Regions from separate parts of the Mus musculus genome. Here region 1 is linked to region 2. The links are chromatin loops, found by intact Hi-C in ENCODE. Cell type or tissue: heart. All regions are shown on one strand. Links, peaks and the distances in the headings refer to the core of each region. The heading gives the core; the rest is flanking DNA.

Region 1 (17,097 bases), core at 4,611-12,610, 110 kb before region 2:
AAAAGCTTGACCCGGATTTAAAAGCATATCTCATGATGATGGTAGAGGACATCAAGAAGGAATTAAATAACTCACTTAAAAAATACAGGAGAACACTGCTAAAGAGTTACAAGTCCTTAAAGAAAAACAGGAAAACACAACCAAACAGGTAGAAGTCCTTATAGAAAAACAGGAAAACACATCCAAACAGGTGATGGAAATGAACAAAACCATACTAGACCTAAAAAGGGAAGTAGACACAATAAAGAAAACCCAAAGTGAGGCAACACTGGAGATAGAAACCCTAGGAAAGAAATCTGGAACCATAGATGCAAGCATCAGCAATAGAATACAAGAGATGGAAGAGAGAATCTCAGGTGCAGAAGATTCCATAGAGAACATCAGCACAACAATCAAAGAAAATGCAAAATGCAAAAAGATCCTAACTCAAAACATCCAGGAAATCCAGGACACAATGAGAAGACCAAACCTATGGATAATAGGAGTAGATGAGAATGAAGATTTTCAACTTAAAGGGCCAGAAAATATCTTCAACAAAATTATAGAAGAAAACTTCCCAAACCCAAAGAAAGAGATGCCAATGAACTTACAAGAAGCCTACAGAACTCCAAATAGACTGGACCAGAAAAGAAATTCCTCCCGACACATAATAATCAGAACAACAAATGCACTAAATAAAGAGAGAATATTAAACGCAGTAAGGGAAAAAGGTCAAGTAACATATAAAGGCAGGCCTATCAGAATTACACCAGATTTTTCACCAGAGACTATGAAAGCCAGAAGAGCCTGGACAGATGTTATACAGACACTAAGAGAACACAAATGCCAGCCCAAGCTACTATACCCAGCCAAACTTTCAAATACCATAGATGGAGAAACTAAAGTATTCCATGACAAAACCAAATTCACACATTATCTTTCCATGAATCCAGCCCTTCAAAGGATAAAAACAGAAAACAAAACAAAAAACAATACAAGGACAGAAACCACGCCCTAGAAAAAGCAAGAAAGTAATCCTTCAACAAACCTCAAAGAAGACAGCCACAAGAACAGAATGCCAACTCTAACAACAGAAATAATAGGAAGCAACAATTATTTTTCCTTAATATCTCTTAATACCAATGGGCTCAATTCCCCAATAAAAAGACATAGACTACCAGACTGGCTACACAAACAGGACCCAACATTTTGCTGCTTACAGGAAACCTATCTCAGGGAAAAAGACAGACAACCCTATATGTGGAACAACAATATGAACTAACCAGTACCCCCTGGAGCTGGTGTCTCTAGCTGCATATATATCAGATATGGCCTAGTTGGCCATCAGTGGAAAGAGAGGCCCATTGGTCTTGCAAACTTTATATGCCTCAGTACAGGGTAATGCCAGGACCAAGAAGTGGGAGTGGGTGTGTAGGAGAGTGGGGAGGGCATGGCATACTTTTGGGATAGCATTGGAAATGTAAATGAAGAAAATACCTAATAAAAAAAGAAAGAAAAAATCTTAGTGTCCAAGGTCTAAAATTTAGGAGTATCTAGGGAAGCCTAAAGACACACTCTGGGCATTCTATCTACACCAACAGCAGAGCCTGTGTTACATGCTCCTGTGAGAGGCTGCAGCATATATCACTCACATAATCTTTTGGTAATTGTTGATAAGACTAGAAGAGAAGTTACCAGTGAATTACTCCTTATATTCTGTTGTTTATAACACATCAGACAGATATTTGCTAGAAGTTCTCTCCTTTTGTAACAATGAAGAAGAAACGGATCTCATATCCTGATACAGTATGTGTCTTGCCATAATACACTAATAACCATCAAGAGAAGTAATAAGAAAACTGTTCTAGGATCCAACTGGAAATTTATTCAGCACTTCAGAACAGTGCAATACCCCAGAAGCACCATCAGGAGATGGCTGTTCCCTATGAAGGGTCTCATGAGAAAGTGTCAGTGATACCCATCTCTACCAATCCCATGCAGACATAGAGCAGACATGAAAAACAAGGCAATGAAACTCTAAAAGATGCAGCTCTTTAGCATCTCACTTAAAAATGTTGGACGGAATAATATTTTGGATAAACAATTTAGAAGAATGATTAAAAAAAAAATCGGTGAATTCCCTCAATGCCAAAAGTAGAAAATCTATTGAGTAAGGGTTAGAGGACAATAAAGGGTATGGATAAGAAATTCAACAAAGAGTTGGCATATTAGTTTTCATATTGGTGAAAAACAAAATAAAACAAACCAAATACATCTGACAAAATTAATAAAAATATTATTAACTGTGATAAGGAGAGATGATATAGTTTTATTTTATTACTCATTTACTTATTTGTTTATTTTGTGTATTATTTGAAGGGGTGCAGTCAACGATGGCCAGGAAGTTCTGGTGGCAGAAACAGGAGGTAGCTGGCCAAACTTAGTAACTAAGTTAGTAACTTAGTGACTTAACTGAGTTAGTAAGCAGACTGGTGGATGCTGATGCTTAGCTTTCTTCTCCTTTTTAGCCTATATTTAGGGTGGGACTTCTCAATTTAATTAGCCTAAGTCAGGCAACCTCTCAGAGTCATAGAGACTTGTATCCATGGTGATTCTAAATTCCCTTAAGCCGCCAATGATGATCAACTCCTACAGAGAGAGACCGTAAAAAAGAACCAAATAGGAAACTTGGAAGGATGGGGCTCAATGATCTAAATAAAGAAAAATCTCAGGCCATATACTTTATTCACAGTCTAGACAACTAAGGGAGAAGACTTGAGGTTGTGAAGATAGGTTGAAGGATTGGAACATTTAGAGAGAGCAAGAAAAAAATATGAACAGAATATGCAAGACCTCTGGGATGCATAAGATCAAAGATTGGTATAGAGGAAGGTTATATGACAGAAAAACACACTCCTCCATTGTTGGTGGGATTGTAAGCTTGTACAACCACTCTGGAAATCAGTCTGGCGGTTCCTCAAAAAATTGGACAAAGTACTACCGGAGGATCTCGCAGTACCTCTCCTGGGCATATATCCAGAAGGTGTTCCAACCGGTAAGAAGGACACATGCTCCACTATGTTCATAGCAGCCTTATTTATAACAGCCAGAAGCTGGAAAGAACCCAGATGCCCCTCAACAGAGGAATGGATACAGAAAATGTGGTACATTTACACAATGGAGTATTACTCAGCTATTAAAAACAATGAATTTATGAAATTCTTAGGCAAATGGATGGACCTGGAGGGCATCATCCTGAGTGAGGTAACCCAATCACAAAAGAACTCACACAATATGTACTCACTGATAAGTGGTTATTAGCCCAGAAATTCAGAATACCCAAGATATAAGATACAATTTGCTAAACGCATGAAACTCAAGAATAACGAAGACCAAAGTGTGGACACTTTGCCCCCTCTTAGAATTGGGAACAAAACACCCATGGAAGGAGTTACAGAGACAAAGTTTGGAGCTGTGACGAAAGAATGGACCATCTAGAGACTGCCATATCTGGGGATCCATCCCATAATCAGCTTCCAAACGCTGACACCATTGCATACACTAGCAAGATTTTGCTGAAAGGACCCATATATGGCTGTCTCTTGTTCGAGACTATGCCGGGGCCTGGCAAACACGGAAGTGGATGCTCACAGTCAGCTATTGGATGTATCACAGAGCCCCCAATGGAGGAGCTAGAGAAAGTACCCAAGGAGCTAAAGGGATCTGCAATCCTATAGGTGGAACAACAATATGAACTAACCAATACCCACCCCCCCCACCCCCCCACCCCCAGCTCGTGTCTCAAGCTGCATATGAATCAGAAGATGGCCTAGTCGGCCATCAGTGGAAAGAGAGGCCCATTGGTCGTGCAAACTTTATATGCCTCAGTACAGGGGAACGCCAGGGCCGAGAAGTGGGAATGGGTGGGTAGGGGAGTGGGTGAGGGAGCGTGTGGGGGACATTTGGGATAGCATTGGAAATGTAAATTAAATAAATACCCAATTTTAAAAAAGCATAGAAAATCAATTAGTGAAATAATAGAAAATTGCCCAAACTTTGGTAAGATGTCGGCAGCCAATTACTGGAGGGATTGGCTAAACAGAAAAGGTCAGAAGATAACCTTTGCTTTCAATTTTGTGGTTCAAATATGAAGAGTATAGAACGGGGAATGAATATTGAAGCCGCAAGCGAGAAGTTCCAATTCACTTATATCAGCAAAGCCATCAGGGTAAAAGCAGTTCCCAACAGAAACTCCAAAGTCCAGGAAACACTCAACGATGTATTTCAAGCCCTGGAAAAGAATGACATTACTATATCCAGAAAATTTATACTAAAAAAATAAGCTAAGAAGTAAAAATAGTCCAGAAAAATCACAAATCAAAGGAGCTAATGAGCACTTAGAAGATACATAAAGGAATTCTACATGCAGAAAGGAAGGATAAGCATGCCATGCAAGCAAAAGAAGGAATAAACTCGCCACAAGAAAGATGGCCAACTGATAATTTAGGAACAGCAAACTGTAGGAAAAACAATGAAATGTCAGGAAAAAGTCATACATGTCAATCATAACACTGCACATAAAAGATGAAGCGAAACCTACAGTCTGGTGGAAAAAGAAAACAAAAACAAATAAGATCTAATTGTTTGTTGCCTGCAAGAAATGCACACAGCAGGACCTGGGAAGATAGCTCAGTGGGCAAGAAAACTTGCTTCGCGTGCTGAGGACACATGTTCAATTCCCCAGCATCAATGTAAAAGTCTGAGTATGTCTGTGTGTGCCTTTAGCCCAGTTTTTAAGAGAGGAGATAGGTGGATTCCCTAAAGCTTACTTACTGTCCATGATGATAAATGCTCTGGTTCTTCTGCTTCGCATCCTCCCAGTGAGATTGGGTGTCAGTTGTACACCTAGTCATCACTTCACGATGGGAGTCTCGAGAAAAACATACAGCACCCACCCAAATCTGTGAAAATGGGGGATAGGAGAAAGTGCAAAAGGAACAAATTTGATAAGACTGGATGCTCATGGCAGTTGAATATGGTGCTGGCATGAAGGTGGGCTGCAGTTTCTCCCATCAGAGGAAGAGAGAGCTGCCAGTTCCATGTGGTGGCTCCTCCTCCTTCTTCCTTCCTACCTTTTCCTCTTCTCCCTCCTCCTTCTTTTTAGGAACCTGGAGTGATAACTTGGAAGATCATCCATCACAAGATCCGACTTATTCTCTTAACATTTCTATAGTGTTTAGTCTATTTTAATACAACTTAATTTTTCCTTCTGATCCCAGGATACGGAAAATCATTAAAAAAATGTGGGATGTGCTTTAAACATCTCAGTGTTTCTGCCTGAAAGCATGGACTATGGCACACAGAAGGAATCACTGCTGGTAGATGTATTAATTCATTATTTAATAATGAGATATTTTCAAGACTATGCTGGGTATGATCTGGGCTCTTTTTTTTAGGACCAACTATTGAAAGTAATTTTCCTGAACAGAATTAGCAAGTCTTCAAGCAAGGAATAGTCTGTGGTTCTTCACTGTACCTTGGTATTTCTTGCTACATCCATAATCATTTTAATTATTCTAATAATTCTGCTAAATATAAATCATAAACAATATATTTTTCAATTATTAATGAGGGAACATGCTTTACTTATTATATGTTTACAGTGAATAACTGTAAACCTTAAGTGAATGGCTAGATTTAAGCAAAATAGTGGTCTAGGAATGTAATCATATACTGGTCAATTGAAGCAGAGTGTTTCAGAACTGAAGTGGTACAGAATGTGATGAGGTCATATTGGTGTAAACTTAAACCACAGACTTTTCACTTTTTCACTTTCACCAGATAAACAACAGATCATTTGGGAGGAAAGAAAATATGCAAATCTTAAGAAATTATGATTCTCTTGCTCTCTGCATAAATAAAGAAGTTATAAGGTGATTGGACTAAATGATGTGACAACAGAGAAATTGACTACAACAATTCTTCATTTAAAAATATTATTAACTGTGCATATTATAATATTCCATTATCTGCTGAGGTGTAGCAGAGGCTTACTCTCAGGCTCGGGGCAGAGCCTACTGTAGAAGTAACTTCTGCTACACCATTGCATCCACCAGAATGCCTCTCCTGCCCAGTGCTGATATGATTGTGAGTTGTCTTTGGTAGCTGTATTGCCTATCTCTTGATATGTAACTTAGATTTTAGCTTCGTTTTATATCTTTGATTTGTGCTTTTAAACTTGGAACCATTGCCTACTACAAATTGCTTTAGTCTCTTGACATTTTTATATTGCGTTTGAGCCATCTAGGTTGCATCATAGGTCTTCCCTAAGTAGTAAGAATCCAAATTAAGGCATGGTGTCTTTAAGCATCTTGGGGGACTTAGATTCAAATTCCTAGCTAAATCTACTTCCAGTGATGGGTTTTGAAAGTAAATATGTATAAACAACTTTAAAGTATAATAAAATCCCCTTTGGTTTAATAATTCAACTTGAAAAGGTGAAATATATTCAAGCTATCATAGAAGATGTGTAGTAATATAAAAGCAAGATGCTTTGCAAATTCTTTTTTGTGTTATTCTTCAGCCCTTTAAAATATTTTTAAGAAGTTCACACTTTTTTTTTTATTATATCTAGCCTTCTTCTCAAACACAGACACACTTTTTCCCCATCTCCATCCATTGTCCATCTGGGTTTGTATCCCTTTAAAACAACCAAACCAATCCAAACCAATTCAAACCAACCTATCATTTTCAACTTGTGCTGCAAATGTACTCTTGGCTGTATGACTGTATTTGTTGATCTGGCCCACTGGCATGGTTGTCTTTAAGAGGCCACACCCTTAAAGAAAACGGACTCTCCATCTCCCAGCAATTATCACGTGTCAACAGCACCTCACTTAGAAGTAGGACTTCCTGTTTACCTCCCATTCCATTCTGGGATTTTTTTCTGGCTTGAAATTGCTCAGGTCTTGTGCATGTTGTCATAACTGCTGTATCTGAAAAACACTGCTTTCATATAGTCAACCATTGCCTCTGACTCATACATTCTCTTTGCCCCATTTTTACCATGATCCTTGAACCTTTGGATGAGGGTGTGTGACACAGATATCCCATTTAGGGCCGAGCATTCTAGTGTCTTATTTTGTGGACCATGCCCACTTGTGGAATATGTGTGTTAGTCATCACTTACTGAATAAAGAAGCTTCTCTGATGAGAGTTGAGTCATTAGGAGGTCGTGCAACACTGTGGGCATTTTACAGAAAAACAGTAGTAGGTTCTTCCCCAGAATCTAAGACCTGTCTAGCCATAGGGTTTGACTCAAATCACAATGCCCTCATGTAGACTGGGCCTTAAGTTCAAGTAGAAATTGATTGTTACACCTATAACATTTGTAGTCCTCTAATATCAATGGGTGTATCTTGCCAAGCTAATTGTAAAAGCTGGCAGGGTTCACAGCTCAGTAACATTTATGATTACTCTTCTCCTCTGATACCGTAGACAACATCTAACACTATAAAAGCTAGCCAGTAGGGATGAAACTTCAGGCCAGTAGCATTAGATTTATCCATGTTCTATGACTCAGGTATATGGAATCTTAAAAATAGGCTTTTACTTCAGGTTCTGGAGGCTAAATAATAACAATAGCCTATAATATTTAGGAGTTTATGGGATCACAGTGGTCCCATAAACTGTGGGTTGCCATGTAGGAGCTGAAAATTGATTTCAGGTTCGCTACTAAGAGCAGCCCGTGCTTCTCACTGCTGAAGCATTTTATAGCTCCACTCCTGGGATTATTGTTAGGTTGTGGTGTCTAGTAGGGGCATTATGAGATAATTTCACTTAAACTCATTATTTCTGTAGCTTTTACAGTAGTAGGTTGTCATGTGACATTTCTAAAAGGTCTTTACTGTTACTTATCATTGCCCATATTCCCTCATCTACTCACCCATGCCTGTCCCCATTCACTTTCATATTGCACAATTTTCCCCTTCCTCTGTATACCATTGAATTATACATCCATTTTCTTGAAGCTATGCCCCTTCATGCCCCTTGTTAGTTTCCAGATGCCTCTTGGTATTCCAAATGAGACTTACATATCTAAAGATTCAAGTTTAACATTCAGAACTGAGAAAAAAATGTGATGTTTTTCTTTCTGTGTCTAGGTTACCTTACTCCAAATAGTTTTGTCTATCTCCATCAATTTACCTATGAATTTAATAGTGTATTTTTCCTTAGTTGCTGAATAACAATTTTGCTTTAGGATATAAAGTCTTATGTTAAGATCCTTTATCCAGGAGTTGAGTTTTGTGCAGGCTGAGAGTAAAGAATTTAGTTTCATTCTTTTACACACAGCTATCCAGTTTGACCAGCATGATTTGTCAAAGATGCTCTTTTTTCTACAATGCTTATTGTTAGCCTCTTTGAAAAAAATCAGTCACCTGTAAGAGTATGGATTCATATATAGGTGTTTAACTTTACTCCACTGACTAACATGTCTGTTTTGATGACAGTGCCATGCTGTTTTTTTACTATTCTAGCTCTGTAGTGTTACTAGATGGTAGTAGCTACAACACTTTTTTCATTCTCAAGTTTTGTTTTGTTTTCTTGACTATTTTGTGTTTCTATATGTTTTTCAATTTCTGTGAAGAATTGTGCTGGAATTTTGTGTCAAATCTATAGATTGTTTTTGGTAGAATGACCATTTTCACAATATTACTCCTACCAGTTTGTGACCCCCCCCCCTTTCTGGTATTTTCAGGATTTCCCACACCCACTGTCCTGGCTGGTTTTGTGTGTCAACGAGACACAGTCTGGAGTTATCTCAGAGAAAGGAGCTTCAGTTGGGGAAGTGCCTCCATGAGATCCAGCTGTGGGGCAGTCTCTCAATAAGTGATCAAGGGGGTGAGGGCCCCTTGTGGGTGGTACCATCTCTGGGCTGGTAGTCTTGGGTTCTATAAGAAAGCAAACTGAGCAATCCAGGGAAAGCTAGCCAGTAAGTAACATCCCTCCATGGCCTCTACATCAGCTCCTGCTTCCTGACCTGTTTGAGTTCCAGTCCTGACTTCCTTTAGTGATGAACAGCAATGTGGAAGTGTAAGCTGAATAAACCCTTTCCTCCCCAACTTGCTTCTTGGTCATGATGTTTGTGCAGGAAAAGAAACCCTGACTAAGACATCCAGTATCTTAGTTTCCACTGCACAATATTTTTCTTTCTTATTTATTCTGATCAATTTTTCAAGGCTACTATGAATGTGATTGTCTCCTGATTTCACTTTTTTTCTTGGTTCTTTCTGTTCATACTTTTAAGTTAAGGAGCTACTGTGAAATACGTAGTCACATACTGAGAAATATTCTGCACAGAAAGTTCTGTATTTGTTGCTGCCTTAATTTGTAAGACAGTTTCATTAACATTGAGTATGGGAAATGACACATTTTTCCATTTGCATCATCCATGTTCAGTCTTAAAGGCATTTAACAAAAAGGATGGAATGACTCCTGTCTTTGATTAGTAATTCTTATTTCATAGGTATTGTTTAATCTACTTTGGAGAAATGTTACAATTTGGTGTAGGAGTGTGATATAGTTGTTTCCTGAGAGTCTCTGCCAGAGTGTGACAAATACAGAGGTGTATGCTCTCAGTCAACCATTGGACTGAGCACCAGGTCCCAAATGGAGGAGTTAGAGAAAGGAATGAAGGAGCTGAAGGAATTTGCAACAATATCAACCAACCAGACCCTGCTCCCCCCCCACCCCCACCCCCCTTAGCTCCCAGGGACTAAGCCACCAACCAAGGAGTACACATGGAGGGACGCATGGACCCAGCTGCACATGTAGCAGAGGATGTCCTTGTCAGGCATCAATGGGAGGAGAGGCCCTTGGTCCCTGAAGTCTCAATGGATGTTCCAGTGTAGGGGAATTCGAGGGTGGGGAAGTGAGTGGGTGGGTGGGTAGGGTAGTACCCTCATAGAAGCAGGGGGAGGGGAGGCAGGATAGGGGGTTTCAGGGGGAGTGGACCGGGAAAGGGGATAATATTTGAAATGTAAACAAAATCTCCAATAAAAAAATAAAAACCGTTTTTGAGTTTTTACTTGAATGAATGGAAATTGGCTCTACTTCACACGTTATTACATGTTTATGTAGATCATATCTTGCATTTCATATTACCTGGAATCCATGCATCCAGGATGATGTTTTTCTCTATAATGAATATGTGTGCTTAATATTTGGTTTTATTTCCAAATTTGGGTAGTTCTTTAACTTTACAACCTACTTAGACAAATACCAGCAGCATTCGCTTGATGTCCTGTGTGTCGTTGGATTGTTGTACTGTTCACTTGTAAGGGTCTGGTTTCTATTTAACATGACAGTAGCACTTAAAATAGGAGCACAATACCCTGTGTTTATATGGCCTGTAGTTCATCCTCATCAGATTTGAAGATGACTGCCTTGCAGTGCATTATAGAAAGGCTTTATGGGAAGTTACTCAATCTGGGCCTGGAAAATTTGATTAGGTTGTGCAGAAAGCAGGAAAAGTTATATTAGATAAAAGTAGAAGTTAATAAAGACTTGGAGATAGTGAAGTGAAGTTTTAGTCATGCACATACCAAGACTTGTGCAAAATTAGGTGGATGATCCAGTGAGATATTAAGCTAGGAAGGATACATGAACGGACAATGGGAGTTGTACAGTGAATGTCACCATGGGAGGGATTTTTAACTATTGAATTTTCCTATCTGACATCATACGAAATGAAATGTGTATGTGCATGTGTACGTGTTTGTGTGTCTATTTAGGAAATGAGAGATAATAGACTGTAAATAGTAAGAATTCTGTGAACTGGAAAGCAATGAGAGCCTGTGGTAAGTGCACCTAAAATGTCATGAATTTGAGAAAGTGGATACAGAAGGGATTTGAGAGAGAAATGGAGGAATGGTGTAAATATAGCGCTCATGTGAAATCTTCAAGTAATAAATAATAAACATTTAAAACTTTTAAATGAAATGTGTTATGTCAACCACAGACAGTAGAAGGAAGATGGATAGAATTTGTGTTGGTGTGACTAGAGATAATGAATGACATGGATTTACCAAGTTTTTCTTACCCTGTGGCCAGCAACAGGACAGAACACAGCCATATGAAGAACTAATTTGGATTCAGTCCCACAGAAACTGAAAATCTTTTCAAACCTGTTATACATGTTGTTCCTCACCATTGCTGCTCCCTGGTGTCTGAGAGCTTGAAGTGAAAACATGTACAGCAATTCCTTCTGGTCTGTGGGTTCTTTCAACTGACTGTTGAAAATTTTATCTAGGACAGGTGTATGAGGATATACAACTGCACAGGTTCCAGAAGATAGCTGACCCGTTCCTTCCACCCTATGGGGGGAAGTTGCTCTTGTAGGCACATTCTTTTCAGAAGGGTCTCAATTTCTTACTTAGAGGACATAAGAATTCAGTGGCTTAGGGAACTCCTCTGGTCAGTGGGTGGCAGTGTTTCACTGTATAAGGTGCATAGACTATATGGGCCTAATCATGATCCATCCTTAGAACCATGACTGCTCATTAATCTCTAGGTTCCCAGCCTCAGGCAATTAAATCATCTTCAGGAATACTTGATGTATCCTTTGAAATACAGATTCCCATACTGTAGTAGTTGCAGATTCTCATGTGATCAGTCTGGGATAGGGCCAGATAGATAAGGGTGTGTTTCAGCATTTATGGTAACTTTGAGAGAATTTAGTTTTTCTAAGTTTTAGTTTTCATCACATTGTTGTGAATATTACATGAGAAAATAAACCTGAATCTAAAATAGCTTTTCTTTCCCCTTTCAAAGATGCCACCATTTCTCATCAATTTGAAACCTGAATTAAAGAGCTTGTATAGCAGAAAGAAAACTAGTTAATTTTGTCCAACACAATAGAGAAAATATAGTACTAATTTGATAATACCATTATATTCCGAATAGACAGTAGAAAGTACAAGTCTCTTGCTTCAAATTTTTTTATCCTTTTTGAGATTATAATAGAAATAAAAATGTCTGCCTTTCCTCCCCCAAAATTCTGATATAGTATCCTTGTTCTAATCTCAAACTAATGGCATCTTTTTTTTTCATTAATTATTGTTACACACATAAATGTATAAGTATACACATTCCAAACTTAGGTCAACACAACATGTTCAGTGTGTACAATGGTACTTGTATGTATGTTTTCAGGGCTGATCATTTGGTATTGGATAACCAATTGGTGAGCTCTTCTCTGGATAAGAGTATTTCTCTCACTTTTAGCTTTCCTTAGTTACCTGTAGTTCTTTGTGTTGGGTTGAGACATGATGGGCTTTTCCTCATCCACTTTAACATGTGTAGTAACTACATTCAATTTTTTTTAATCAGAGCAAAAAAAAAATGCCAGAATCAAAATAGCAATAAAATAGGAGACATTTCTCTAAATATTGTAATATAGTGTCCACATTTATTATTGATACAATGATAATTTAATTTACAAATGTGTGACAGCTTCTTAGATTAAAAAAATAGTTAGGTTAAATATATAAATGTCTTCCTCCACTCCAAGCCAAATATAATTAAATAAACAAATAAAAAAACTCTTCATGTCAATAATAGCAACTGTTATTTGCGCTATATACTTTTGGACTGGTTATCCAAGGGAAGGAGATTGCAAGAGTTCAACACATTCTACACAACAGCACGCAGCATACATGTCTGCTGCCCTTGGAGTTTACAGCACAGAGTAATCCGTCTCATACACATTATTCACAGTTTCTGTGTTGCCAGAGTCAGCTGACCTTCCCATTTTGGAGGGTTGTTTGAATAGAGTCCCACTGTATTTCATGACAGTACCATAGTATCTCCTTCCATTGGCCTTGCCTTGTTCTTCTTGTTCATGCTTCCTCAAGTCTCTACCTGGATACCTTGTGTTAATCCTTTCTGAGTCATCTGTACTTCCACTGGGCCTCCTGAGCCACCCAAGTAGGCCAGGTTGGTCTGGCAGGCAGTCTCATTGGCATGTTCCTTCTGTCCTTGATACCATCTTTTAATTCCTGTCAGCCAGGAATCACTCACTTTAAAGTATTTGCCTGAAGGTCATTTAGAAGATTTAAGTAAATATTTGATTTCAGGAACCTGGGATAAGAATCTTTTTCCATGAGTGAATATATGACTTTTTGTGCTTCATCAAAAGATGTGGGAGTTGGTGTTTTAATCTTCTTGGCTGTCGATTCTCGAGTATGGAAGTCAATATTGATCTGAAAAGAACAATTTCTTAATTAATGTGCATTTGCAGTTTATCCTAAATTTTATTATACTATTAGTGTTCCAGAATCATCTTAAAATGGTTTACATTCTTATTTAGAATAGTTCAATTATATTCTGAATTGGTGTTCTAAGCCAGTCCTATAATAGGTATATGGGCTACAGAGAAATGCAACAAAAAGTGATTTTTCTTTCTGCATCTGCTTATGGTGTAATTGGGAGAAAGAAAATAAATAGGTATGAAAAATTAAATATCCCCAGAACATAGTCCATATATCACAATAGAAGGTCATAGGCATTTTAGGTTTACTGAATGGGAATATTGTCCTGGAAGATCAACACTGTAAGTAGCTGTACATGTTTTTGTTACTTTGATTGTGTGTGTTATTGGGGTCTGCATTTTATCCTTATCTGAGTTACAATAGCTCACTAAGGGTTCCTTAACATACAATCTGCCCTGCAATACCACATTCCATTCTCCATCCTACTAGGTTGGACAGTTTTGTAAAATCATTTTAGTCTCTCTACTAGATAGCTTTACAAATCCAGGGAATGGCTCCACTGAAGTGAATGGATAAATGAATATATTTGTCTATATGCAAAACTATGATACCACGGATTTCGTTGTAACCTATTTCTGTATGTAGGTAAAATTTACACACTCTGATACTAATGACAATGACTTTAATACTCACTTGTTTCACAGCATCTGAATGCACAAATGCTTTGTATATATTCTCTGCTTTGTTATGCAAAAGATCAGTCTCTGTTTTCTTATAGTCCTCACAAGCCAACCAGAATTCAATATTTTCCTCACTGAATTCAGACTTTAGAAATCTTCCAAAGACATTTTGACCTGCTAAAATAAGAGGGGTTTAGAAAATTGAGTCAGTAAAGGAATATGCTGCAGAAGAGATTTATAAGCAATCTTATAGCATTAATATATGCACAAAGGTACAAGTTGGCTACTGCTCAAACAGCTGTGCCATAATTTGTAGAGAAGCAGACATAGAAACTGTTACATGTGGAATCTGTCACCAAACAAACTGTCCACAGTCATATAATGTTTTGTGTGTTCACATAAATGTACTTTGCTTCCTCTTGTATTTAAAGTGACACTGAACTCTGCTGACTGTAGAACAATGTCATTACTTATAGGCACCAACATGTGAGCAAGAGTGTAGAGTCCTTTCTGCAAGGAAATGTTAATGATTTAGGGTATTAACATCGTTTGATGGTTAAAAATATAAATTCCTCATCCAAACCATGGTAGTTAGATAATGTTAGGATAGCTTGTCACCTGTATGTTTGGCACACTGATTTTACTTGCTAGTACCATTGAGATTTATATACCATTTGCTCAGCTTAATTGTAGAGTAAGTCTTGTTGTAATCATTGGGTCAAACTAAGCTAAATTTCTTCGACTTCCCAAGTAAGTTTCGTAGTGTCTTTCTACAAAGAGGGTAAACTTATTCCCGAGACCAAGCTGATTGTCTTCACTTCTGAATAAGATTCTAATCCCAATAGTGTTGCAATCCCACCATGGGGAATGGAGACTGGTTTCATTCATTTTTTTTTATTTCCTTCCATCAGAAAACCCCCACAAGCCTCTCTTGAGCTTATATTAAAACATGTATCATGCTGAATGCTTTCAGTGTTTACTTGGAATATCCAAGTGTCTTTAACGAAGTAATAGACTGTGTATTTGCATTTGAATCCTTGCTGTTTTTAAAATACCTTCCACGTAGGGTGGACAAATGAGAGTTAATAAGTATGTGGATGATAGACGACTAATTAAATAAACGAATCCTACTCTTTTCACTGAATGGTACAAAGTACATTTTAAGTACCTTTCAAAATAGCAATTCCAATGATGTGATATTTTCTTGGCTTTTAAAACTTTGAAGCTACAATGTACTTTTATTCACCTTTATTTTAATTTTTGAATGCTTATTATTATTTGATGTGTATATGTGTGTCTTCTTCTCCTTGCCCCTCTCCATGCAGAAGCGCCTGTGGACAGGTGCCCACAGAGGCCAGAGGAGGGCACAGGAGTTACAGGTAGATTGCTGTGAGACCAGTCCCTTGAGTGCAGGGAAACAGTCATCTTTAAGAGCAACAAGCAATCAGCCAACCAGCCAGCTCTCCAGCAACACAGCCTAATTTCAGTTTTGTTCTTGAATGCAAGAACACATGTAACTGTTTTGGCAGATTTGTCTAAAGGACAGTGATAAAAATCTAGTGCTATATTACTGAGTCATATTGTGAGGAAATTATGAATGATTCAAGAACTAAAATACTTCATTTTTGCATACTTGCTTTTCTTCCTTTGATAACATACATTAATCATCCATCCAACTTATTAAATTATCAAGCTGACCCCAAAACAATGGATAGATAGGAATACTTACTCTGGTTGGCAAGGAGTTTTTCCAGAGACTGAGACCACTGCATTACTTCTTCAGCAGAAAGTCTACAGTTAACAAAAATAATCTAAATTAATAAACTAGTTTTGGAAATCCCACTTGATTTAATAATGGCTACTACATATTGATAACTAAAATTTTTTGTTATGACTTCTATTATTACTTTTATGAATAAAGTTCCTTTTAATCACCATAGTTATGAAAAAAATCTGTCAAGACAGTTAAAATCTAAGTGGATAAATTAGAAAAACACAAATAGAAAACTGATGTGGACATATTAATAATTAATGTTCATTGGCTCTAATATGGGCTAATCTTGTTTGGCTTGTTACCTAAAAGAAATTAACTCCATTGCATGCAGTATTTTTATATGCCTTTTTAAAGTCCAAGGCTTCACTCAAGTCCCCTGCCCATCCCCCTGTCTCAACCTCCAAGTACTGGAATTACAAGAGTAAGCTGGCATGCCTAGACACATGAAGTATCAGTATCATTTGAAGACAACAGTTAGCTTCTAGGATGCTTAGACACTTAGAATATTTCAATATATTCAGTACATACATGTCTTTGGACTTGGCCGATTTCATCCCAGATTCCAGATGTGGGATCATCGATCTCAGGTATGTTTTCACGTCCATTCCACTACAAAAGACACCAAAAATTCATAATTCTCTACAAGAGTTCCCCTTATCTATGAAAAGAACATGAAGCAAACATATCTGAGGAGGAAGGTAATAATAAGACTAGCTAACACAATATTTTAGTATGTTAAAATAGAACTCATTTTTATGAACAACGTCTAGAAAGATTTCCCCAGACTTTCTGGTAACATGATTTATTTTCCAATAAAACTGACTCTCACTTATAAGTCACAGGAGGTAATTGCTCCGCTCTCCATAAACCAAATGCCAGCACTCACGTCCACTTATTCCTACTCCTTTGGCCATAAAAGATAATCAAAGAGACACACTGAAGGAACTTACAAAGTCTTTGGCCTTTTTTTCTGCTTTTTGTCGTCTAGAAGAGAATGGCTGTGTTCTTTCGAATCCTTTGGGCTAGCAGAAAAGAACATTCCTGGCATTTTGTTCAACCTTGGCATGGAGATGGCTGCCGCTCTCATGGTCTTCTCAAAACGAGTGAGTGTCTGTTAGTCTACGACTGCTGCTTTATATAGCGTAAGGCAGACAGGGCACTTGCTGTTCAGGGAGTCTGTTTATCAAGTGATGTTACCACAGGCACGGAAGTTCCTCCTTTCTTGGTGTGTCGTGACGTGTATCTTGAAGAAAAAAAAGTGTACAGGGATGTCTTGTGGTTGAAACTCAACTGAATGAGAGCAGGTCATTTGATTAGGAAGGCAGGAACAAAATTATGCACACACATGCACAAACACACACACACACACACACACACACACACACACACACAC
Region 2 (17,097 bases), core at 4,552-12,551:
TGATGTCTTAAGACATTTAGAGACATCAATGCTTATGGCCAAGATTTTGGAGGATAAATTTAAGACTTTTATTTAAGACTTGTTTTTTCCCCACATTTTTATTAGATATTTTCTTCATTTACATTTTAAATATTATCCCCAAAGTCCCCTATGCCCTCCCCCTGCCCTGCTCCCCTACCCACTCACTCCCACTTCTTGGCCCTGGCATTACCCTGTACTGGGGCATATAAAGTTTGCTAGACCAAGGGGCCTTTCTTCCCAATGATGGCCAACTAGGCCTTCTTCTGCTACATATGCAGCTAGAGACACGAGCTCTGGGGGTACTGATTAGTTCATTTTGTTGTTCCACCTGTTGGGTTGCAGACCCCTTCAGCTCTTGGGTACTTTCACTAGCTCCTATATTGGAGGCCCTGTGTTCCATCCTATAGATGACTGTGAGCATCCACTTCTGTATTTACCAGGCATTGGCAAAGCCTCATAGGAGGCAGCTATATCAGGGTCCCTTCAGCAAAACTTTGCTGGCATATGCAATAGTGTCTGAGTTTGGTGGCTGATTATGGGATGGACACCCGGGTGGAACAGTCTCTGGATGGTCTTTTGTCTTAGCTCCAAACTTTGTCTCTGTAACTCCTTCCATGGATATTTTATTTCGTATTCTGGGGAGGAATGAAGTATCCACACGTTAGTCTTCCTTCTTGATTTCCTTGTGTTTTGGAAGTTGTATCTTGGGTATTTTAGGTTTCTGGGCTAATATTCACTTATCAGTGAGTGCATATCAAGTGACTTCTTTTGTGATTGGGTTACCTCACTCAGGATGATATCGTCCAGATACATCCATTTGCCCAAGAATTTCATAAATTTCATTGTTTTTAATAGCTGAGTAGTACTCCATTGTATAAATGTACCACATTTTCTGTATCCATTCCTCTGTTGAGAGATACCTGGGTTATTTCCAGATTCTGGCTATTATAAATAGGGCTGCTATGAACATAGTAGAACATGTGTCCTTATTACCAGTTATAACATCTTCTGGGTATATGCCCAGGAGTGGTATTGCTGGATCTAGTGGTAGTACTATTTCCAGTTTTCTGAGGAACCACCAGACTGATTTCCAGAGTGGTTGTACCAGCTTGCAATCCCACCAGCAATGGTGGAGTTTTCGTCTTTCTCCACATCCTCGCCAGCATCTGCTGTCACCTGAATTTTTGATCCTAGTCATTCTGACTAGTGTGAGGTGGAATCTCAGGGTTGTTTTGGTTTGCATTTTCCTGATGATTAAGGATATGTAATTTATTTAAACTTTTTAGTTGCTTCTCAGCTATTTGATATTCCTGGATCAACTGGTGGTTAACATGTAGAAGAATGTGAATCAATTCATTCTTTTTTTTTTTAATTAGGTATTTTCTTCACTTACATTTCCAATGCTATCCCAAAAATCCCCCATACCCTCCCACGCCACTCCCCGACCGACCCACTCTCACTTCTTGGCCCTGGCTTTCCCCTGTACTGAGGCATATAAAGTTTGCAAGACCAATGGGCCTCTCTTTCCAATGATGGCCAACTAGGCCATCTTCTCCTACATATGCAGCTAGAGACACGAACCCGGAGGAAGGGGGATACTGGTTAGCTGATATTGTTGTTCCACCTATAGTATTGCAGAACCCTTTAGCTCCTTGGGTACTTTCTCTAGCTCATCCATTGGGGGCCATGTGATCCATCCAATAGCTGAGTGTGAGCATCCACTTCTGTGTTTACTAGGCCTCGCATAGCCTCACAAGAGACAGCTATATCTGGTCCTTTCAGCAAAATATTGCTAGTGTATGCAATGGTGTCAGTGTTTGGAGGCTGATTATGGGATGGATCCCTGGGTATGGCAGTCTCTAGATAATCCATCCTTTCGTCTCAGCTCCAAACTTTGTCTCTGTAACTCCTTACATGGGTGTTTTGTTCCCAATTCTAGGAAGGGGCAAAGTGTCCACACTTTGGTCTTCGTTCTTCATGTGTTTTGCAAATTGTATCTTGTATCTTGGGTATTCTAAGTTTCTGGGCTAATTTCCACTTATCAGTGAGTACATATCATGTGAGATCTTTTGTGATTGGGTTGCCTCATTCAGGATGATGCTCTCCAGGTCCATCCATTTGCCTAAGAATTTCATAAATTCATTCTTTTTAATAGCTGAGTAGTATTCCATTGTGTAGATGTACCACATATTCTGTATCCATTCCTCTGTTGAGGGGCATCTGTTTTCTTTCCAGCTTCTGGCTATTATGAATAAGGCTGCTATGAACATAGTGGAACATGTATCCTTCTTAGCAGTTTGAACATCTTCTGGATATATGCCCAGAAGAGGTATTGCGGGATCCTCTGGTAGTACTATGTCCAATTTTCTGAGGAACCGCCAGACTGATTTCCAGAGTGGATGTACAAGCTTGCAATCCCACCAACAATGGAGGAGTGTTCCTCTTTCTCCACATCCTCGCCAGCATCTGCTGTCACCTCAATTTTTGATCTTAGCCATTCTGACTGGTGTGAGGTGGAATCTCAGGGTTGCTTTGATTGGCATTTCCCTGATGATTAAGGATGCTGAACATTTTTTCAGGTGCTTCTCAGCCATTCGGTATTCCTCAGGTGAGACTTCTTTGTTTAGCTCTGAGTCTCATTTTTTAATGGGGTTATTTGATTTTCTGGAGACCACCTTCTTGAGTTCTTTATATATATTGGATATTAGTCCCCTATCTGATTTAGGATAAGTAAAGATCCTTTCCCAATCTCTTGGTGGCCTTTTTGTCTTATTGATGGTGTCTTTTCCCTTACAGAAGCTTTGCAATTTTATGAGGTCCCATTTGTCGATTCTCCATCTTACAGCACAAGCCATTGCTGTTCTATTCAGGAATTTTCCCCCTGTGCCCATATCTTCGAGGCTTTCCCCCACTTTCTCCTCTATAAGTTAGAGTGTCTCTGGTTTTATGTGGAGTTCCTTGATCCACTTAGATTTGACTTTAGTGCAAGGAGATAGGAATGGATCAATTCACATTCTTCTACATGATAACCACCAGTTGTGCCAGCACCATTTATTGAAAATGCTGTCTTTTTTTCACTGGATGGATTTAGCTCCCTTGTCAATGATCAAGTGACCATAAGTGTGTGGGTTCATTTCTGAGTCTTCAATTCTATTCCATTGGTCTACTTGTCTGTCACTATACCAGTACCCTGTAGTTTTTATCATAATTGCTCTGTAGTACACCTTTAGGTCAGGCATGGTGATTCCACCAGAGGTTCTTTTATCCTTGAGAAGAGTTTCTCCTATCCTAGGTTTTTTGTTATTCCAGATGAATTTGCAACTTGCCCTTTCTAATTAGTTGAAGAACTGAGTTGGAATTTTGATGGGGATTGCATTGAATCTGTAGATTGCTTTTGGTAAGATGGCCATTTTTACTATATTGATACTGCCAATCCATGAGCATGGGAGATATTTCCATCTTCTAAGATCTGCTTTAATTTCTTTCTTCAGAGACTTGAAGTTCTTATCGTACAGATCTTTCACTTCCTTGTTTGAGTTACGCCGAGGTATTTTATATTATTTGTGACTATTGTGAAGGATGTTGTTTCCCTAATTTCTCTCTCCGCTTGTTTATCCTTTGTGGAAAGTAAGGCCATTGACTTGTTTGAGTTAATTTTATATTCAGCTACTTCTCTGAAGCTGTTTATCAGGTTTTGAAGTTCTCTGGTAGAATTTTTTGGGTCACTTATATATACTATCATATCATCTGCAAAAACTGATATTTTGACTTCTTCCTTTCCAATTTGTATCCCCTTGATCTCCTTTTGTTGTCGAATTGCTCTGACTAGAATTTCAAGTACTTTATTGAATAGGTAGGGAGAAAGTGGGCAGCCTTGTCTAGTCCCTGTTTTTAGTGGGATTGCTTCCAGCTTCTCACCATTTACTTTGATGTTGGCTACTGGTTTGCTGTAGATTGCTTTTATCATGTTTAGGTATGGGCCTTGAATTCCTGATCTTTCCAAGACTTTTATCATGAATGGGTGTTGGATCTTGTTAAATGCTTTCTCAGCATCTAGCGAGATGATCATGTGGTTTTTGTCTTTGAGTTTGTTTATATAGTGGATTACGTTGATGGATTTTTGTATATTAAACCATCCCTGCATCCCTGGAATAAAACTTACTTGGTCAGGATGGATGATTTTTTTGATGTGTTCTTGGATTTGGTTAGCAAGAATTTTATTGAGGATTTTTTCATAGATATTCATAAGGCAAATTGGTGTGAAATTCTCTATCTTTGTTGGGTCTTTCTGTGGCTTAGGTATCAGACTAATTGTGGCTTCATAGAATGAATTGGGTAGAGTACCTTCTGCTTCTATTTTATGGAATAGTTTGTGAAGAACTGGAATTAGATCTTCTTTGAAGGTCTGATAGGACTCTGCACTAAACCCATCTGGTCCTGGACTTCTTTTGGTTGGGAGACTATTAATGACTGCTTCTATTTCTTTAGGGGATATAGGAATGTTTAGATCATTGACCAGATCCTGATTTAATTTGGGTACCTGGTATCTGTCTAGAAATTTGTCCATTTCATCCAGGTTTTCCAATTTTGTTGAGTATAGCCTTTTGTAGAAAGATCTGATGGTGTTTTGGATTTCTTCAGGATCTGTTGTTATGTCTCCTTTTTCATTCCTGATGTTGTTAATTAGGATGCTGTCTCTATGCCCTCTGGTGAATCTGACTAAGGGTTTATCTATCTTGTTGATTTTCTCAAAGAACCAGCTCCTCATTTGGTTGATACTTTGAATAGTTCTTCTTGTTTCCACTTGGTTGATTTCGCCCATGAGTTTGATTATTTCCTGCCAACTACTCCTCTTGGGTGAATTTACTTCCTTTTGTTCTAGAGCTTTAGGTGTGTTGTCAAGCTGCTATTGTGGGCTCTCTTTAGTTTCTTTTTGGAGGCACTCAGAGCTATGAATATTCCTCTTAGACATACTTTCATTATGTCCCATAAGTTTGGGTATATTGGAGCTTCATTTTCATTAAACTCTAAAAAGTCTTTAATTTCTTTCTATATTCCTTCCTTGACCAAGGTATCATTGAATAGAGTGTTGTTCAGTTTTCACGTGAATGCTGGCTTTCTATTATTTATGCTGTTATTGCAGATCAGCCTTAGTCCATGGTGATCTGATAGGATGCATGGGACAATTTCAATATTTTTGTATCTGTTGAGTATTGTTTTGTGAACAATTATATGGTCAATTTTGGAGAAGTTACCATGAGTTGCTGAGAAGAAGGTATATCCTTTTCTTTTAGGATAAAATGTTCTGTAGACATCTGTTAAATCCATTTGTTTCATAACTTCTGTTAGTTTCACTGTGTCCCTGTTTAGTTTCTGTTTCCACGATCTGTCCATTGATGAAAGTGATGTGTTGAAGTCTCCCACTATTATTGTGTGAGGTGCAATATGTGCTTTGAGTTTTACTAAAGTTTCTTTAATGAATGTGGCTGCCCTTGCATTTGGAATATAGATATTCAGAATTGAGAGTTCCTCATGGAGGATTTTATCTTTGATGAGTATGAAGTGTCCCTCTTTGTCTTTTTTGATAACTTTGGGTTGGAAGTCAATTTTATTCGATACTAGAATGTCTACTCCAGATTGTTTTTTCAGACCATTTGCTTGGAAAATTGTTTTCCAGCCCTTCACTCTGAGGTAGTGTCTGTCTTTTTCCCTGAGATGGGTTTCCTGTAAGCAGCAAAATGTTGGGTCCTGTTTGTGTAGACAGTCTTTTAGTCTATGTCTTTTTATTGGGGAATTGAGTCTATTGATATTAAGAGATATTAAGGAAAAGTAATTTTTGCTTCCTATTATTTTTGTTGTTAATTTTGGCCTTCTGTTCTTGTGGCTGTCTTCTTTTAAGTTTGTTTAAGGATTACTTTCTTGCTTTTTCTAAGACTTGGTTTCCGTCCTTGTATTGGTTTTTTTCTGTTATTATCCTTTGAATGGCTGGATTCATGGAAAGGCAATGTGTGAATTTGGTTTTGTCGTGGAATACGTTTGTTTCTCCATCTATGGTAATTGAAAGTTTGGCTGGGCATAGTAGCCTATGCTGGCATTTGTGTTCTCTTAGTGTGTGTATAACATCTGTCCAGGATCTTCTGGCTTTCATAGTCTCTGGTGAAAAGTCTGGTGTAATTCTGATAGGCCTGCCTTTATATGTTACTTGACCTTTTACCCTTACTGCTTTTAATATTCTATGTTTATTTAGTGCATTTTTTGTTCTGATTATTATGTGTCAGGAGGAATTTCTTTTCTGGTCCAGTCTTTTTGGAGTTCTGTAGGTTTCTTGTACGTTCACGGGCATCTCTTTCGTTAGGTTTGGGAAGTTTTATTCTATAATTTTTTGAAGATATTTGCTGGCCATTTAAGTTGAAAATCTTCATTGTCATCTATTCCTATTATCTGTAGGTTTGGTATTCTCATTGTGTCCTGGATTTCCTGGATGTTTTGAGTTAGGGTCTTTTTGCATTTTGCATTTTCTTTGATTGTTGTCCCGATGTTTTCTATGGAATCTTCTGCACCTGAGATTCTCTCTTCCATCTCTTGTATTGTGTTGCTGATGCTCGCATCTATGTTTTCAGATTTCATTCCTAGGGTTTCTGTCTCCAGCCTTGCCTCACTTTGGGTTTTCTTTATTGTGTCTACTCTTTTTAGGTCTAGCATGGTTTTGTTCATTTCCATCACCTGTTTGGATGTCTTTTCCTGTTTTTCTTTAAGGACTTGTAACTCTTTAGCAGTGTTCTCCTGTATTTCTTTAAGTGAGTTATTAAAGTCCTTCTTGATGTCCTCTGCCATCATCATGAGATATGCTTTTAAATCCGGGTCTAGCTTTTCGGGTGTGTTGGGGTTCCCAGGACTGGGTGAGGTGGGAGTGCTGCATTCTATTGATGGTGAGTGGTCTTGATTTCTGTTAGTAAGATTCTTACATTTGCCTTTCGCCATCTGTTAATCTCTGGAGTTAGTTGTTATAGTTGTCTTTGGTTACAGCTTATTCCTCTTGTGATTCTGTTAGCCTCTATCAGCAGACCTGGGAGACTAGCTCTCTCCTGAGTTTTAGTGGTCAAGGCACTCTCTGCAGGCAAGCTCTCCTCTTGCAGGGAAGGTGCACAGATATCTGGCATTCAGACCTGCCTCCTGGCAGAAGATGAAGGCCCAACACAGGGCCTGTCCCAGAAGCTGTTAGCTTCTGTAGTCCATACTCTCACCTGTGCAGACTAGTGTCAGAGGAACCTGGGAACCAAGAAAGTCCTCCTGGGTGAGGCGAATACCTCTCCTCTGGCAGATACATTCTCTTTCTCCATCTGCTCTTCATTTGTCTATTTTGGCTTTTCAAAAAAAATACTTGTTTATCATCATCATCACACACACACACACACACACACACACACACACACACACACATATATGTATATACATATCCAATATGTTAAAATTAATACTGTCATTTTCACCCAGGAAAGCATCAAAACAAATTCAATCCATCTAGAAACCTAAGGTTAAATCATAAATTACTTAGTGGTATGGTATTGGATATCTCTTGGGGATAGATAAAATTGACATTTTCCAGCAAAACCAAATGAAAAATCTTATTCATTTACAAAAGAAATTGACAAATAGGTATATTCAGTAAATCTTAAATATTTGTGGAGACATGGGGCCTTAGTCTATGAGGAATTTATAATTCAATTGAATTGGCATATAGCTAATATACTAAATTTTTAACTAAAATCATTGGCTAAAAAATTATTTATAACTGTTACTTCACTGTTTATTTATATTAAACCTGATTAGGGGTGGTGGTGGTGAATTTATCACCATGGTCTCATAATGCTTATGAATGGAGGATGCCCTCTACTGGTTAATCAGTTCAGTCAGGACAAAGAATGAAAATCCAAGGTGGAAGTAAGAGCTGACATTAAATCAATCATGAATATATTTTGTTACAGAAAGTCACTTATTTGATAAAACAATCATATTTTTAAACAAAATACTTATCTAGTATAAAATTGTAGGCCCATGTTACTTTTTATAATCTTTTAAAGAACACATACAGTATTTTCAAAGAATGAAATGCTTACTTAAGCACTGTTCATTTCTCTGAGACTGGACAAAGATGCACCCTCATTTAACTACCAGTCTAAACCAGGTATAGCACAGTCCCAGAATGCTCCAGGGAGTTATTTTTCTCTTGTCCATTTCCAGTGCCTATTCATCCTCACTCCTCTACTGCAGGTGACACCAATTTTCTTGTCTCTGTCATTGCCAGCAAATTCTGCCCTGACTAGGACCTGCAAGAAACTGAGGGATAGAATGTACATATTACCTCTCTGACATTTCTTTCTACTCAATATAGAAAGTCAGATTTATTCATGTTTTTAGGAGTATTCTGTCCTTCTGATAACTGAATACTTTTCATTATATGACCATATTGTTCAGATTTTTCTTTCAAAGAAAACAATGTTGATAGGATTGAGTTTGCAAGCTTCTTTCAAAGTGACTCATGGCTGAGGGGCCAAAAATGTTAGCATCCATAGGGCCCTGCTACACATGGGAAGTTCAGGTTAAAGTTTAGGCTGCTGTAAGACAGGAGAACTGTGAACTCAGGGATTTTATCTTTGTGATAGTCACCAGGGAAATTATGCCTTGTCTGGAGTCTTTAGATTTTTTTTGTAAGTCCCCTACTGAATAAATGAATACCACACATTGTAGAGGATACTCTACTAAGACTCAACTGATTGTAAACTCACTTACACTAGAAGGCTTCCATAGTAATATCTAACTTAATGTTTCAACAAATGGCTGGGTATCATAACCCAGTCAAACTGACATACAGAATTTAATCAGTGGTCACTTAGTTTATGGTATGAATTTAATAACTGGAGTTGCATCACCTAACACCTTAAGATATTAGTGTATTTAGAGATAAAATCTTTAACAATGTAAGTGAAAATAAAATATTTCATATTGGCCCTAATCTGATATTGAATATTATTGTTTTAAAAGGAAGATATTTGTTAACATAGGAAAGTGTGTGTGCACATGCATGTGCATGTGCATGCACACGCACACACATGCACAGAGTGTTGGGAGGCAGCACTGTGTGAACACGGGGGAGAGGACAGACATCTTCAGTTTTAGGACAGATGTCCTTAGAAGAAATGACTCTGTTGACATCTTAATCTTGAGCTGTTGTCCTTGAGTATTTTGTAGAAGTCACTGCTTATGAGACTCAGTCTGTATAGTAAGGGTTATATAGGTTCTAACAATTGTGACAAAAACTTCTTTGGCCAGTAAGCTACTTTTGATAATGTATATTTTCATTTCTCTTGACACAAAATTACTTCATATAAGAGCATTCGTTTAGTTTTATAATCTACTGTATTTTCCAAAATATTATATGAGTCCTCTAACTTCCATGACATTTACTTTCAATCTAGAAACTATTAAAGGGAAATAAACAGTTTCTAAGGCATTCTGCACAGTGTGATGAAATCTCAGGTCATTCTGCTCTGTCCTGCCTGGAATGTGAATCATCCCTTTGTCCGGCATTCTGTGCTGCACACACTACCCACCTATGAATCACTTATGTATTGCAGTGCTTACGTTTAAGAAAATCTTCATGTTTTTCTTTGTAATACCTCAGGAGATGTGATGCAATGACATCGGGAGATGAAAAGACAAAACTGTGGATGTATCATAGACAACTTATAAAGTGCTTTTTGAAAAGTAAAATGCTAAAAATTCTCCATAAAAGATATTAATCACACAGCCATGTTCCAAAGCTCTGCAGGACAATGTGATGCTTTGAGAGAGGGTCTACATTCACAGTTTCTTACTATTAATGTTCTATTTTATAATTAGCTGGGAAATTTTTATTGTGCCTAATTTGTAAAATTATACTTTGTCACTGGACTCTGTAGGAAACAAACAAACATCAACTGTATAGGATTCAGTATTCTACATGGCTTCAGACCTTCCACAGAGGTCTTGAAATATGCCCGGTCTCCTTGCTACCTTTGTGTGTCAGTAGAGGCTTGAGAGGTACAGGCAGCTTCCACCATGACTGTCACCTGATACCATCAACTCTAGTGGGTGTAAACCACCTCACTGTGGTTTCCATTTCATGCACTAATGATCCATGGTGGTGACCATCTTACCACATGATCAGTCTTGTCAGTTTAATTTTGTAGCATATCTGCTCAACTCTGAGGAGTACTCTAGTTCTGGATTACACACACACACACACACACACACACACACACACATGCACACGCACACACACATATAAAACATTATTCCCTCACAGTTTTGCAAACTAAGTTTTAAAGCCTGCTCTCAGGGTTATGATCTGGAGGTTCTGAAAGGCATCCTGTTTCCTGTTGCTCTCCTGGCTTCTAATGGTGGCCAGACCACATTCTACTAACATTCTTGACTAAGTGTTAATTTTTCCCTCTGTATGTCTATCTTGTCCTAAAGACCTAGTCATACTGGACTTGAGCTCACAGTATTACAAGATGACCTCATTTTGCTTGACTAATTAATTCTGAACAGATTGTGTGGTCAAACACAGTAACAGTCACAGTTTCTGGAGGCGAGGACTTCAGCATATTCATTCCAGGGATACAACCTGACACGTAAACCTGAAGTCACGAGGCTGAAAGGGTTTTAAAGATTGATGATTCCAGCCTTTATAATTTTGTCTATGACTCATCTTAATACACATATTTATATATAATATATTTGTAAGAATACAATATATAGTATAAAGATAAATAGTATAATTGTAAAAAAAAGTTTAATATTTTGACTACTTAACCAGTATCCAAAGAACCTTTTATCTAAAAAAGGCTGTTTATTCTATTATCTTAGAATATTTTTCAAAAATCCATTAGCAGTGTACAGAACTATCTGTGGACTATTCTCTGATTACTTGACATAATTACCTAGTTTCATACCAATATTAAGCTGCATTGACAACTGTAGTTTGCTATTGAGCTTGAGTCGCATAAGTCTTCACCTTTGTTCTTATATTTCAAGGAAGGATAGTTGGGATTATTTTCACTTAGTATAAATTTTGCAATTTTATAATTTAGTCCAAGAAATATAGAGAGAGTTGAAACTAGAGGTCAATTAGGTTGAAACTAGAGGTTACTTGGAGGAGGAACATATTTAAGTTATAGGTATAAATTATCCGTTTGTGTTGAGAGCAGCTGACATATTGGGTATAAACGTAATATTGAGAAGACAGTATGACAACATGACCATTTAGCAAAATAACAATAACAGCTCCCATTAAGTCAAATTACAAAGTCACTTCAAGGTAATTATACAAGTAATCTTGATTTATTAATTCTTAACAACTCCAGAACTAACTGTTAATTGTTTCAATTTTAAATAATATTAACTGAAATTCATTTGCTTTATTTCAAGAAAGTATATGATTCTAAAAAGGTTTTCTTTTTCCACTGTATTGAATATAGATTCTTTTCTTTAAGCATACAGTATTTGTTGATTAGAGTTTGTCTTTCCTCTACTACTCCCAGTTCTCCCTTACAGATCCTCTCTTACCCAGATCTACCTCATTTCTGTTTTTCATTAGAAAATCAACAATTCTGTAAGAAAAAAAAATCACATCAAATCAAATCAAATAAAATCAAGCACAATGGAATAAGAAAAACAAACAGAAGGAATAGAGCCAAGGGAAAGTACAAGAAACAGATGGAGACACAGAGACTCACTTGTTCAAACACTAAGGAATCCTATTAAAACACTGAGGTGGAAGCCATAATATATATGCAAAGGAACTTAGAGCAAAAGAGAGAAAAAAATACAATACAATAAAAATAAATATGATACAATTTTAAAAGGAAAAGACTGGATACTTCATCATGAGATAAGGAACCTCCAAAGTTGTTTGAGGTGAGTTTGTTTTCTGTTGGCCATCTACTGGGGGGGGGGGGGCAGGGACATGTGGCTTACCCTTAAGAGTTGTTTGCCAAGTGGGTATCCCTGGGATGAAACTAAATACTTATTTGCAAGTGGTTATTAATTGGAGATTGCTTCTGGGTTAGTGATGAAGACCCACTTCTCCTTTCTGATCTAGGACCCCTCTAGGTCTGGTGCAGAGCTATGCAGGTCCTGTGCATGGTGCCTCAGTCTCTGTCAGGTACATTGGTCCCATTGGGCTTAGAAGTTTGAGTTTTCTTGATGTCCTCCATCCCTCTGACTTTTACAGTCTTTCTTCCTCCTCTTCCCCAGCGCATAATGGAGACATAACATCACATTTAGGGATGACTGTTCCAAGGACTCTTACTCTTTGCATATTGTCTGGTTGAGGATCTCTGGTTGAGTTCCAGGACAGCCAGGGCTGTATAGAGAAACCCTGTCTCAAAAAAAAAAATAAGAAAGAAAGAAAAAGAGAGAGAGAGAGAGAGAGAGAGAGAGAGAGAGAGAGAGAGAGAGAGAGAGAGAGAGAGAAAAGAAAAGAAAACTTGTTCAATTTTTTATTTTTAGGTACTTATATCTATGAATTTGCTTCCTAAAACTATATTCAAGATGCCCCATAAGTATAGGTATATTGTGTATTAATGTTTGTTACTTTCTAGAAAGTCTATAATTTCTTTTTTAATTTCTGTCTTGACACCTTTTTAAATTCAGTAATGAGTTGTTCAGTTTCTATGAGCTTGCAGGCTTGCTGCTATTTCTGATGTTGAGATACATCAGGCTGAGGTGTTCAGGTAGGATCAAGTTATTTACATTTTCTTCTTAGTTTCAGGTGTTATTTCAATTTTCTTGTATCTGTTAAAATTTTTTTTGCGCTGGGTATGTGGTCAATTTTGGAGAAAGTTTCATTAGGTACTGAGAAGAGAGTAACATGTTCTGTAAATATCTTTTAAGTTCATTTGGTTTATCATGTCTATTAGCTTCAGAATTTCTCTGTTTAGTTTTTAGCTGGATGACCTGTCCATTGGTGAGAGTAGTGTACTGAAGTCTCCGACCATCAGTGTGCGAGGCTCTCTATTTGATTTGAGCACTAATAGTGTTTCTTTTATGAACGTGGGTGCCCTTGGTTTTGGGGAATAGATGTTAAGAATTGCACTGTTCTCTTAGAGGATTTTCCCTTAGAAGAGTATGTAGCAGCCCTCCCTATCGCTTCTGATAAGCTTTGGTTTGGTCTATATTTTCAGATATTAACATAGCTATACCAACTTGCTCTTTAGGTTCATTTGTTTGGATTATCTTTTTCCTTCCTTAACCCCTGAAGTTTTGTACATCTTTGATGCTAAGGTGTGTTTCTTGGATGCAGCAGGATGAATCCTGTTTTGTAATCTAGTCTGTTAATCTGTGTCTTTTTATTGACAAATTGAGACTACTGATGTTGAGAAATCCAATGAACATCGTTTGTTAATTTTTCTTATTTTGGTGGTGGTGGTAGTTACAGGCGACAGCAGCAGCGGTGGTGGTGGTGGTGGTGTGTGTGTGTGTGTGTGTGTGTGTGTGTGTGTGTGACAGAGAGAGAGAGAGAGAGAGAGAGAGAGAGAGAGATCCCCTCTTTTGTCCTTGGTAGTCTAAGATTTATAATTTATTCCCCTTGTTTTCATGGTTATAGTTAACCTCTTTAAGTTGGAATTTTCCTTCTGTAGGGCAGGAATTTTAGATATATATTGCTTAAATTTGGTTTTATTATAGAAAGTTTTATTCTGGAGAAATACTGTGATTTAAAGTTTTGCGGTGTATCTTAGTCTGGGTTGGCATTTGGAGTATGTCACACATCTGCCCATGCCCTTCTGGGCTTCAGAGTCTCGATTGAAAAGTCAAATTTTAATCAAAATAGTCTGCCTTTATATGTTACTTGGTCTTCCCCTCCTGCCTCATTTAATGTTCTTTCTTTGTTCCATACATTTAGTATTTTGATTAATATATGCCAGAGATAACTTTCTTTTCAGTTACAATCTATTAGGCATTCTGTATGCTTCTTGTACCTTGATAGGTATTTCCTTTCTTAGCCTAGGGAATTTTTTTTTTATAACCTGTTAAAAATATTTACTGTGCCTTTAACCTTGTTTTGTTTTTTTTTTTTTTCCTTTAATCCGATTATTCTTAGATTTGGTCTCTTCATACTGTCCCAGATTTACTGGATGCTTTGCATCATGATTTTTTTTTTTTAATTTAACACTTTCTTTCATTTATCTACCACATTTTCTATTGTGTCCTCAATGTTTGAGATTCTGTCTTACATCTTGCATTCTTTTTTTTTTTTCCCTGAGACAGGGTTTCTCTGTGTAGCCCTGGCTGTCCTCGAACTCACTTTTTAGACCAGGCTGGCCTCGAACTCAGAAATCCACCTGCCTCTGCCTCCCAAGTGCTGGGATTAAAGGCGTGCTTCACCACACCCGGCTACATCTTGTATTCTATGGGTGAATCTTGCTTCTGAGGTTCCTATTTGAATTCAGAGGTCTGTCAGTTTGGGTTTCGTTATTGATTATATTTACTTTCAGATCGTAAACTCTTTCTATTCATTTTCCCTTTACTATTTGTTTGTGTTTTCATAGATTTCTTTGAGAGATTTTACTTGTTTCCACTTTCTGATATTCATAGAGGTTATTTTAAGGTCCTGTTCTTTTCTTCAGCTATGTGGCAACTCTCAAGACTTACTGTAGTAAGGTTGTGGGGTTTTATTGGAGACAAACTGCCCTGGCTCTTATTGATTGTATTTTTATACTGGAATCTAAGCATTTGTGTTTGGAAACCTTGTAAATCTTTTTTTTTTTTTAATTTTTTTATTACGTATTTTCCTCAATTACATTTCCAATGCTATCCCAAAAGTCCCCCATACCCCCCCCACTCCCTTATCCATCCATTCCCACTTTTTTGGCCCTGGCGTTCCCCTGTACTGAGGCATATAAAGTTTGCATGTCCAATGGGCCTCTCTTTCCAGTGATGGCCGACTAGGTCATCTTTTGATACATATGCAGCTAGAGTCAAGAGCTCCGGGGTATTGCTTAGTTCATAATGTTGTTGCACCTACAGGGTTGCAGATCTCTTTAGCTCCTTGGATACTTTCTCTAGCTCCTCTATTGGGGGCCCTGTGATCCATCCAATAGTTGACTGTAAGCATCCACTTCTGTGTTTGCTAGGCCCCGGCCTAGTCTCACAAGAGACAGCTATATTAGGGTCTTTTCAGCAAACTCTTGCTAGTGTATGCAATGGTGTCATCGTTTGGAGGCTGATTATGGAATGGATCCCTGGATATGGCAGTCTCTAGATGGTCCATCCTTTTGTCTCAGCTCCAAACTTTGTCTCTGTAACTCCTTCCATGGGTGATTGTTCCCAATTCTAAGAAGGGGCAAAGTGTCCACACTCTGGTCTTCATTCTTCTTCAGTTTCATGTGTTTTGCAAATTGTATCTTATATCTTGGGTATTCTAAGTTTCTGGGCTATTATCCACTTATCAGTGAGTACATATCATTTGAGTTCTTTTGTGATTGTGTTACCTCACTCAGGATGATGTCCTCCACATTTAACCATTTGCCTAAGAATTTCATAAATTCATTCTTTTTAATAGCTCAGTAGTACTCCATTGTGTAAATGTACCATATAGTCTGTATCCATTCCTCTGTTGAGGGGCATCTGGGTTCATTCCAACTTCTGGCTATTATAAAAAAGGCTGCTATGAACATAATGGAGCATGTGTCCTTCTTACTGGTTGGGACATCTTCTGGATATATGCCCAGAAGAGGTATTGTGGGATACTCTGATAGGACTATGTCCAATTTTCTGAGGAACCACCAGACTGATTTCCAGAGTGGTTGTACAAGCTTGCAATCCCACCAACAATGGAGGAGTGTTCTTCTTTCTTCACATCCTCACCAGCATCTGCTGTCACCTGAATTTGGAATCTCAGGGTTGTTTTGATTTGCATTTCTCTGATGATTAAGGATGCTGAACAGTTTTTCAGGTGCTTCTCAGCCATTCAGTATTCCTCAGGTGAGAATTCTTTGTTTAGCTCTGAGCCCTATTTTTTAATGGGGTTATTTGATTTTCTGGAGTCTACCTTCTTGAGTTCCTTATATATATTGGACATTAGTCCCCTATCTGATTTAGGATAGGTAAAGATTGTTTCCCAATCTGTTGGTGGTCTTTTTGTCTTATTGACGGTGTCTTTTGCCTTATAGAAGCTTTGCAGTTTTATGAGGTCCCATTTGTCAATTCTTGATCTTACAGCACAAGCCATTGCAGTTCTATTCAGGAATTTTCCCCTGTGCCCATATCTTCAAGGCTTTCTCCCATTTTCTCCTCTGTAAGTTTTAGTGTCTCTGGTTTTATGTGGAGTTCCTTGATCCACTTAGATTTGACTTTAGTACAAGGAGATAGGAATGGATCAATTCGCAATCTTTTACATGATAACCACCAGTTGTGCCAGCACTATTTGTTGAAAATGCTGTCTTTCTTCCACTGGATGGTTTTAGCTCCCTTCTCAAAGATCAAGTGACCATAGGTGTGTGGGTTCATTTCTGGGTCTTCAATTCTGTTCCATTGGTCTACTTGTCTGTCAGTATACCATTACCATGTAGTTTTTCTCACAATTGCTCTGTAGTAAAGCTTTAGGTCAGGCATGGTGATTCCACCAGAGGTTCTTTTATCCTTGAGAAGAGTTTTTGCTATCCTAGGTTTTTTGTTATTCTAGATGAATTTACAGATTTCTCTTTCTAATTCATTTAAGAATTGAGTTGGAATTTTGATGGGGATTGCACTGAATCTGTAGATTGCTTTTGGCAAGATAGCCATTTTTACAATGTTGATACTGCCAATCCATGAGCATGGGAGATCTTTCCATCTTCTGAGATCTTCTTTAATTTCTTTTTTTCAGAGACTTGAAGTTCTTATCATACAGATCTTTCACTTCCTTAGTTAGAGTCATGCCAAGTTATTTTATATTATCTGTGACTACTGAGAAGGGTGTTGTTTCCCTAATTTCTTTCTCAGCCTGTTTATCCCTTGTGTACAGAAAGGTCATTGACTTGTTTGAGTTAATTT

What was found. Peaks named below come from ENCODE experiments on the same cell type or tissue, not always from the same donor. Only the 100,000 strongest peaks of a DNase experiment are listed, where the experiment ranks them.
Region 1: it touches region 2 in a loop (16-fold over the local background); 11 of 42 quality-filtered maps call a loop at or near these places.

The regions. Positions count from the first base shown.
Region 1 is chr1:144,232,247-144,249,343 of GRCm38, forward strand. Rgs1 (regulator of G-protein signaling 1) reads right to left here and starts at 16,858. Exons shown (of 5, transcript NM_015811.2): 1 at 16,655-16,858; 2 at 16,233-16,313; 3 at 15,660-15,721; 4 at 13,944-14,107; 5 at 12,423-13,241. The coding sequence starts at 16,791. The coding sequence ends at 13,056. In heart, for the core only: a CTCF peak has its summit at 11,438 (motif pointing right); no DNase peak of the experiment used is centred there.
Region 2 is chr1:144,345,611-144,362,707 of GRCm38, forward strand. No RefSeq gene overlaps it. Among named protein-coding and RNA genes, the nearest start is that of Rgs1, 110 kb to the left of the region's middle. In heart, for the core only: a CTCF peak has its summit at 7,917 (motif pointing left); no DNase peak of the experiment used is centred there.